Linked DNA regions of Homo sapiens: regions 1 and 2 are each linked to region 3. A link is an interaction called in ENCODE POLR2A ChIA-PET data of the cell type or tissue named here. Cell type or tissue: HepG2. All regions are shown on one strand.

What was found. Peaks named below come from ENCODE experiments on the same cell type or tissue, not always from the same donor. Only the 100,000 strongest peaks of a DNase experiment are listed, where the experiment ranks them.
Region 1: POLR2A ChIA-PET joins it to region 3 with 5 read pairs; 1 of 35 experiments calls an interaction of 5 or more read pairs at or near these places.
Region 2: POLR2A ChIA-PET joins it to region 3 with 7 read pairs; 9 of 35 experiments call an interaction of 5 or more read pairs at or near these places.

What each region holds. Positions count from the first base shown.
Region 1 is chr9:136,254,426-136,256,925 of GRCh38, forward strand. It overlaps CCDC187 (coiled-coil domain containing 187), which reads right to left. Exons shown (of 26, transcript NM_001378188.1): 23 at 2,280-2,416; 24 at 1,786-1,898; 25 at 1,232-1,308; 26 at 1-709. Among named protein-coding and RNA genes, the nearest start is that of QSOX2, 9.9 kb to the left of the region's middle. In HepG2, CTCF peaks have their summits at 59 (motif pointing left) and 1,895 (motif pointing left); a DNase peak (open chromatin) is centred at 946; H3K4me3 peaks cover 711 bases; H3K27me3 peaks cover 2,316 bases.
Region 2 is chr9:137,021,135-137,023,634 of GRCh38, forward strand. It overlaps ABCA2 (ATP binding cassette subfamily A member 2), which reads right to left. Exons shown (of 49, transcript NM_001606.5): 4 at 1,807-1,918; 5 at 1,568-1,731; 6 at 1,217-1,344; 7 at 757-867; 8 at 258-476. Among named protein-coding and RNA genes, the nearest start is that of LINC02908, 5.1 kb to the right of the region's middle. RefSeq lists an enhancer at 1,459-2,038. In HepG2, no CTCF peak of the experiment used is centred here; DNase peaks (open chromatin) are centred at 837 and 1,137.
Region 3 is chr9:136,798,732-136,801,231 of GRCh38, forward strand. It overlaps CCDC183 (coiled-coil domain containing 183), which reads left to right. Exons shown (of 14, transcript NM_001039374.5): 2 at 371-492; 3 at 982-1,059; 4 at 1,271-1,438; 5 at 1,658-1,762. Among named protein-coding and RNA genes, the nearest start is that of CCDC183, 3.6 kb to the left of the region's middle. RefSeq lists enhancers at 810-1,513, 2,198-2,500 and silencers at 1,250-1,426, 1,435-1,594, 1,605-1,814. In HepG2, no CTCF peak of the experiment used is centred here; DNase peaks (open chromatin) are centred at 570 and 1,400; H3K4me3 peaks cover 2,387 bases.

The DNA.
Region 1 (2,500 bases), 540 kb before region 3:
ACCTGGGGCTCCACGCCGCTTCCAAGGCCCAGTGAGCCACCTGCAGGCAGGGAGCTCCCCGAGGCTGGCTTGGCCCCGGTACAGGGTTCTGGCAGGTCCTCCTCGCAGTCCTCCTCCCAAACTTTGCTGGAGGCCTCTGACAGCTCTGACCCTGACCTTGGAGAGGGGATGTCTGGGAAAGGCAGTAGCCAGCCTGCCTTTGGGCTTTGCTCCGGCGCTGAAACTTCTGCCATGGCCGTGTCCAAGGAGGAGCCACGCAGGGGGCCGGCCCTGCGGCCCTGGGGCCTCTGCCAGGTCACCCATCCTCCACCCCCAGGAGCACTGCCTGGCCGAGGCTCACCCTGGTTTGACCGCCAGGACAAAGGCAGGCCAGCTTCCCCCGAGGAGTGTCGGGCAGAGAGCTCTCCAGGCCAGCTGAAACCTTCGTCTGGGGAGTCTTCAGCTTCCAAGCTGGGAAGAGAGCTGGAGCTCCCAGAAAGCTGGATCAGGGTAGCCGCTGCTTTCTGGAACTCCCAGAGAGAGGGACAGGACAGGCTGCTCACAGAGCCTGCTGGGGAGGTGTGGGATGACACCGTGGCTTCTTCCGAAGGCCCCCAGCAGGTTCCAGAAGCAGACTCAGAGCCTGGACCGCAGGAGGAGGTGGTGGGGAGAAGGGGACTGCCCTGGTGCAGGATTGGGGGCGCCGCCTCCTCAGGGACCACAGGAGCTGCTAAGAGAGGGGGCAATCAACAGTGGTCACCCTCTGCACCCTGGACCCCATGCATATCCCACGACCCCCAAAGCCAGGAGGTCAGAACAGAGAAACACCCTGAACAGAGGCAGGAAAAGCGTCGAGGGTGCCAGCGTGTTCGACCCTTGTGATTCCAACCCAGGGGTTCACCACGCCCACCCCCACCCACACGCAATGAGTCATGTCCAGGGGCCTTGCCGAGCCTCGGGCACCCGGCCTCATAGCACCACAGCTGTGGTTCAAGGACTGACTGGTTGGCTCTGCCTTGTTTTATTTTCATTAGGGATGTGGGTGGATCCAGACAGAGGATCCCTGACCGTCACTCACCTCCCCTGGCAACCCTGTGATGGGGAGGTGCGTGGGCAGAGCCCCCCAGCTAGGCAGTGGGGAAGGCAGGGGCTGCGTATTGTGGGGAGAAGCTGGCTCTGATGTAGAAATGGCTTGGGGGACCCTTAGTGGGGACTCGATGGCTGAAGGAGGGGCTGGGGGCTGGGGCATTACCTGGGGAGGCAGCGGCCTGGGCAGCCTCCAGCCAGGTGGAGGAGATGCCGGGGACCTCCTGCTGACAGGCCTCCGTCCTGCAAGCACATTCGTGGAGAACCCTGTGGGGATCCTGGTCCTCCTGGCCTCTTCCCCAGGGCCCACTGTCAGGGACCCCACCAGGCTCAGTCCACAGCTCACACTCGAAAAACATCCCAGCCAGTCCTCTGCCACCACCTGAGTGACCCTGAGGGCAAGGGCTCCCCGAGGGCTTGTCTTTGGGGGCATCCAGTCTCAATCCCACTGGATCAGGTGGCAGAGAGGGGGGTGGGGCTGCCACTCCCAGGGGGTTCGAAGCCGCTCTGCTGACCTTGGGCTGATTCATGGGTGACATTTTTATTTCCAAAAGTGGGTCAGACCCAGGAGGGCTCAGGGTGGGTGCAGGGCTGTGCCCCGGCAGCACAGGTGTGCCAGGAGAGAGTGAGGGTCCCCACAGCAGGGGGACAGGGGGTACCGGCTGAACCCGTCTCCGTGCCTCACGCTCCACCCCTGCTCCAGGGAGCTCAGCCCCACACCTCTGCTCCCCCGATCGCCAGCTCTCGGTTTCCTGGGACTCCTCCACGGGGCTCTCAGCAAAATCCAGCCCCGATTCCAAGCCCTCTTCGCTCATGCTGTCCTCAGCCACCTGCTGGAGAGACGTTGCAGAAATGACACTGTTGGGGTGTGGCCTCTGTCTCTGTCCACCTCCCGTAGCTGGATGGAGCCCCTGTGCTTCCAGCGACCACGGTAAAGGAACAAAGACCACTCAAAAGAGGGCTGTGGAGACCCCCACTTGCCAGATTCCCCTCCTCCCATTGGGCCCTGCCACCATGGAAAAAAAGTCTGTTTTTCTGCCCAGGTGTTGAGTCTTAGGGTGAGACCCAGAGAACTGGCAAACCTCAGAACTGAAGGCATCTGCTGGGAAGGGCCCTGGGGCACCCATGGGATGGACCAGGAGACCCCTCAGGGCCACACAGCAAGGCCGGGCCCCACACAGCCCACAGGAAGGGCACGGCCACACCCGACTCACGCTGGCTTCTTGTGGGCCACAAGGACCTTCTCTGCCGCAGGAGCGTCGGCTGCGTTCCCTGAAGCTCCCCACATGGCTGTCTGTTGGAGCCCGGGGCTTCCCTGCTAAGGAAGGGCCGGGCTTGGTCTGAGGGTCTCCTGGAGGGCAAAGGGACTGTCAGCACTGGTGGGGACAGAGGCAGGGAGCAGGAGCAGCTCCCAGGAATTCCGAAGCCACATAAA
Region 2 (2,500 bases), 220 kb after region 3:
AGGGAGACAGCAGCAGGGAGACACAAGCTAGGGGTGCTGGGAGGGAGTCTGCAGCCTGGGTAACGGGAGCCCAGGACAGGAGCTGGGATGGTGAGCAGGAGTGGGGCACCAGCCATGGTGCCATTGGATACCCACCCACAGGCAGCATCCCACGCACAGCCTGGGCCCAGGAGCCCTGAGCTCTCCAAGCGGTCCCAGCCCCTCCTTCAACTCAGGCAGCAAGCAGCGCAGCGGGCAGTGGGCAGGCAGGGCCTCACCTGCTGGGAGACCTTGGCCACGTCCAGCTGGTTCCGGAGCTCAGCAGACAGCCCAGAGAAGCGCCTGGCACGCGCAGCAGCCTGCCCACTGCAGACAGCATCCCGGTAGCCCTGCAGGGCTCCCTTCTGACTCTCAGGCACAGTGAGGATCCGGCCCAGCTCCCCCGAGCCCGGCGTGCAGGTGAGCTGCTCCAGGAGGGCAGGAGCCAGCAGCAGCTCCTGGGATGGGCACAGGGGTCCGTGGAGCCACGGCAAGGACTTTGTCCCCAACCACTAGGGCCTCAGGCCTCACCCTGCCCCACCCACTGGCTGGCTCTGGGGCTGCCTGGGTCCCACGACATGCCTCTACCCCTCATGCCTGCCATAGACCCCTGGGACCCTCCCCCTCTCCCAGGAGGAGCTCCAAGTCACCAAAGGGGCCCTTTCCTCACCCACGGAGCAGAAGCACCCCCAGAGGCAGGCAGCACTCCAGGCCCATCCCACACATGGATGCCCTCACCTCCATCCGGAACAGGGGATTGCCCCCTAGGCGGCTCCAGGGCTCCTGACCCTTGTGGAGGCCAGACTGTGAATCCAGGGCAGATGAGGGACCAAAGAGCAGGTGGTAGACCTAGGAGGTGTGGGGGAATGGCTCAGATGGGGTGTGGGGGGCGTGGCTCAGATGGTGGGGGCGTGGCTCCGATGGACGTGTGGGGGCGTGGCTTAGATGGTGGGGGCGTGGCTCAGAGAGTGGGGGCGTGGCTCAGATGGTGGGGGCGTGGCTCCGATGTAGGTGTGGGGGCGTGGCTCAGATGGTGGGGGCATGGCTCAGAGAGTGGGGGCGTGGCTCAGATGGTGGGGGCAAGGTTCAGACGGTCTGGGCGTGACTCAGGCTGAGCATCCTGAGGATGGCTCAGCAACCAGGGGGCGTGGCTGGGGCAGAAGGGAGTGGCCAGGGCTGGGAGCTGTCCCTGCCTTACCTCGGGCGGGTCCACACGGGCGGCCAAGAGTGCTTGGGCCGTGCTATTGGGCAGCGACAAGTTTTGCGTCAGGAAACGCCAGAGCTCCTGCGGGTTTCTGGCCACCGAGTCCAGAGAGAAGGAAGACACTGGACAGGCAGGAAGGCGAGGCTGAGAGGCCGCTGCACCTTGGCAAGGTGCCCCCACATGCGCTCGGAGCCGAGCCCAACACCACAGCTCTGCCACTGCAGCCTGTGCGTGGCTGGGAACTCAGTGCAGGTGGAGGGGCCCAGAGTGGATGTGGGCTTCAGCCCAGTGACAGCAGAGCTTTGCCCGCAGCCCTGCCCCCCAACTTCCCTGCACAGGGCACACCTGTGGATCTGTCCAGGTGGCTCCCCGAGGTGCCCGGGCCCGCACTGAGGGCCTCCAGATGCTGGCGTAGGGCCTCGAGCTCTGAGCCCAGGCTGGGCCGCGCTGGGTCAAACAGGTTGCCTTCCTCCACCACGCGGTCCAGGCGCTCAAGCAGCTGCGTGACCCTGCACCATGGCGGATGTCACTCACTGGATGGGCTGGGGAGGGGTGGGTGCTCCGAGGGGCGGGTGGGCACTCACGTGGAGTTGGCGTACTGCAGGAAGCCGAACTCGTCTCGCTGGCCGTCCGGGCACAGCGATTGCATGACAGGCAGGATGCCGGCAGACGTCAGGGGCGCCGCTGTGTAGAAGGCTGGCAGACCCACGGGAGAGGGCAGGGTCGGGGGTGAAAGGGGAGAGAGAGAGAGAGGAATCCAGAAGGGGAGGGAGACAGAGGCCGAGAGGAGAAATTTAGAGAAAGTCAGGAAGGAGAAGCAGCGTTAGGGAGAAGGCGGCACAGAGCCCTGGCCCCAGCTGGGCTACAGGCCAAGCGTTCTGGGGCGAATGACTCCAGCAGGTCAGAGGTCAAAGAGCCACTCACCACCCCTTCTGCCATAACTCCCAGAGCATTCCTTTCCTTTCAGCCAGTGCAGGCCCACATGCCCTGGCACTCTCCCCCCGAAAACGTTTCAGGTGTGGCACTGCCTACAGAGCCCAGGGGAGGACAAAGGACCCCCTCTGGGCAGTGACCTCTGACCTCTGGCCAGCTGGTTAGCAGAGTGAGTGCAAGAGCCTGAAGGAGTATGAAGGGAGAGTAGCCAGGCCGCTCCAGCCCCAGCCCAGGCCAGCCCAGCCTCAGCCCAGACTCAGCCCAGAAGCCGAGGCACCCCAGCCCTAGAAGGCAAGGCCAGGCAGAGAGATGCCGCCTCAGCTTGACCCAGGCACCAGCTGTGCC
Region 3 (2,500 bases):
GCTTCAAGGAGACGTGAGCATAAGAGCAACACGGGCCCCAAAGCCAGAATGGACAGGAAAACACCCACCTGCTTCCATGGGCAGCAAATCTGGACGGGACCACAGGACCCTGCCATCCCTCTCCTTTGCCTCACCCTCCCCACCTGTCCACCTCCCCGCACCTGTCCACTGAGAGCCCTTCAGACAGCTGCTGCTGGGCAGTGGAGCGGTGTCCCCCAGGACAGGGCGGGAGGAGGGATCTTGGCCATGGAGGGGGCATCCCCCTGGACCCTGGGGCCTGGGGCCTCCCTGATGCAAGCCTCCCCCAGGGGATTCCAGGCCAGGCCCTTGGCCCAATCCTAGCCACTGTGTCCCCTCCACCTGCCCACAGAGCAGTGTCGGGCACTCCAGATCCAAGGGGTGAAAGAGAATATGGACCAGAACAAGGCCACGCTGGCCCTCCTGCGCAGCAACATCCGCCGCGGGGCCCAGGACTGGGCTTTGGCCAAGAAGGTACACAAACGCCGCCCCTCCCCTCTGCCTGGCGAGCAGGGCAGGAGCTGAGTACACACACACTCGGAGGGCGGGCACCTCCTCTCCACCCCCACCCCAATCTTTCTGGATCCAGGGGGCATGTGAGGAGGGGCTCTGCTAGGACCTGTGCCCTGGGCTCCAGTCACCCCAGCATCCGGTGGGCAGGTTTCCCACCACCCAACCCGAGGGCTTGGCATCTGTGAGCCCACATCCTGCAGCAGGGGCCCCCTCTGGCTCTCCGGCCAGCTAGGGGACACCCAGGCCCTCCTCTGCATACCCCCCTACCACGTCGCCTCCGAACTTGGATGGCCAGGATGGGGTCCCGCGGCTCTCTGCTCCTCGTGGAAGCAGGGATCTCGCTACTGGGCTAGCGTGGGATACAAGAGGCCCTGGGGAGAATGCCTGGAGGAGCCAGCGGCTGCGGGTGCGCAAAGGGCCCGCTCTAGCTCAGCCGCCGCCGCTCCGCAGTATGACCAGTGGACCATCTCCAAGGCCTGCGGGAAAAACTTGCCTTTGCGACTGGCGCACTGCCGCAGCACCATGGAGGTAACCAGGCAGGAGGGGCCTCGAGACCCAACCCTCCCCACCCCTGCCAGCACCCCCCCACTAGATGTTGCGGAGCCGACGAGGGACGGAGCAGGTGCCCAGCCCCAGGTTCCCTGTGGGGTTGCCACGAGCCTCCACCCGCCCGCCTGCTGGCGGGCTCCATGGCGGCCCCCTACGCAACCACGAGTGGGCGGTGCCCTTCCCGACCCAGGTGGTGCGGGAGAAGCTGCGCAAGTACGTCTTCGACCGCGTGAACATGCACAACCTACTGATCCACCTGGTGCGGCGGCGCGGGCAGAAGCTGGAGAGCATGCAGCTGGAGCTGGACAGCCTGCGGAGCCAGCCCGACGCCAGCAAGGAGGAGCTGCGGCTGCTGCAGGTGGAGAGGCGGGGCTGGGAGGGCGGGGCGGAGTCCACTGGGGCAAGACTCACGGGAGGGGCGGGGCCACCGGGGGGCGGGACTTGCGGGTCCCCTGGGGAGGGCTCACGGGAGGGGCGGGGCTAAGAGAGCACGACCCTCTCCGGAGAAAACCCAGCCCCGACACCCTCCGGGCGGCCGGTCCCCACGCCCTCTCACTGCGCCCTCGGTCCGCCCCAGATCATCCGCCAGCTGGAGAACAACATCGAGAAGACAATGATCAAGATCATCACCAGCCAGAACATCCACCTGCTGTATTTGGACCTGCTGGATTATCTGAAGACAGTGAGCCCAGCGGCCCGGGAAGGGCGGGGGTCAGGGGCTGGGATCTGGGAGGGGCGGGAGCGTCCTGGGGCGGAGCCGCCCCGCACCCGCCAGGGAGAGGGAGCTCTGCCTGACCACCGGCTACGCAGGACGCCGAGGCATGTGGAAAACGTTTTTTTAAACTTCATTTTTGGCTATTCCAAAAAAGCATATCGTGGGGTATATCAGAATTCTTCGGACTTTCTTGCACGTATTAAATGATTTGGTATTGTTTGTATCTTGCCTGTCATTTTCTCATTGCCTGGGCCTCTGAGAGTCAGACAGGTCCTGCACCCTCAGAAAGTCCTTGCACCTTTGAGGGTCCGCTGGGCCTGTAAGCAGGGCTTGCTGCCGTCCCAGCCAGCCCACCCGCCCTGCTCCCTGCAGACGAGGCCAAAGGCAGCCAGCAGTCCGATTGTGAGGGAAGACCCCCTTCATGGGAGGCTGAGCACCGCCCCTCGGGCTGCCACAAAGCAGAACCTACTCCAGATGGGCTGTAGATAGGGAGAGCACAGGAGGTGCTAAGAGGAGCAACCTGTGGATGGGGCGGGGAGCCAGCTGGAAACACCCTCACCCTAAGACTGGGCAAAGGGGAGCTCTGGAGAGCCATGCTTCGGGAAGGTGACAGCATGGAAGTGCAGTTTAGGAGGAGTGGTGGACGGAGGCTGCATCGCAGCTCTTTTCCTGCTGTGGTCCCAGCCCAGGTGGCTCTCAGCACCG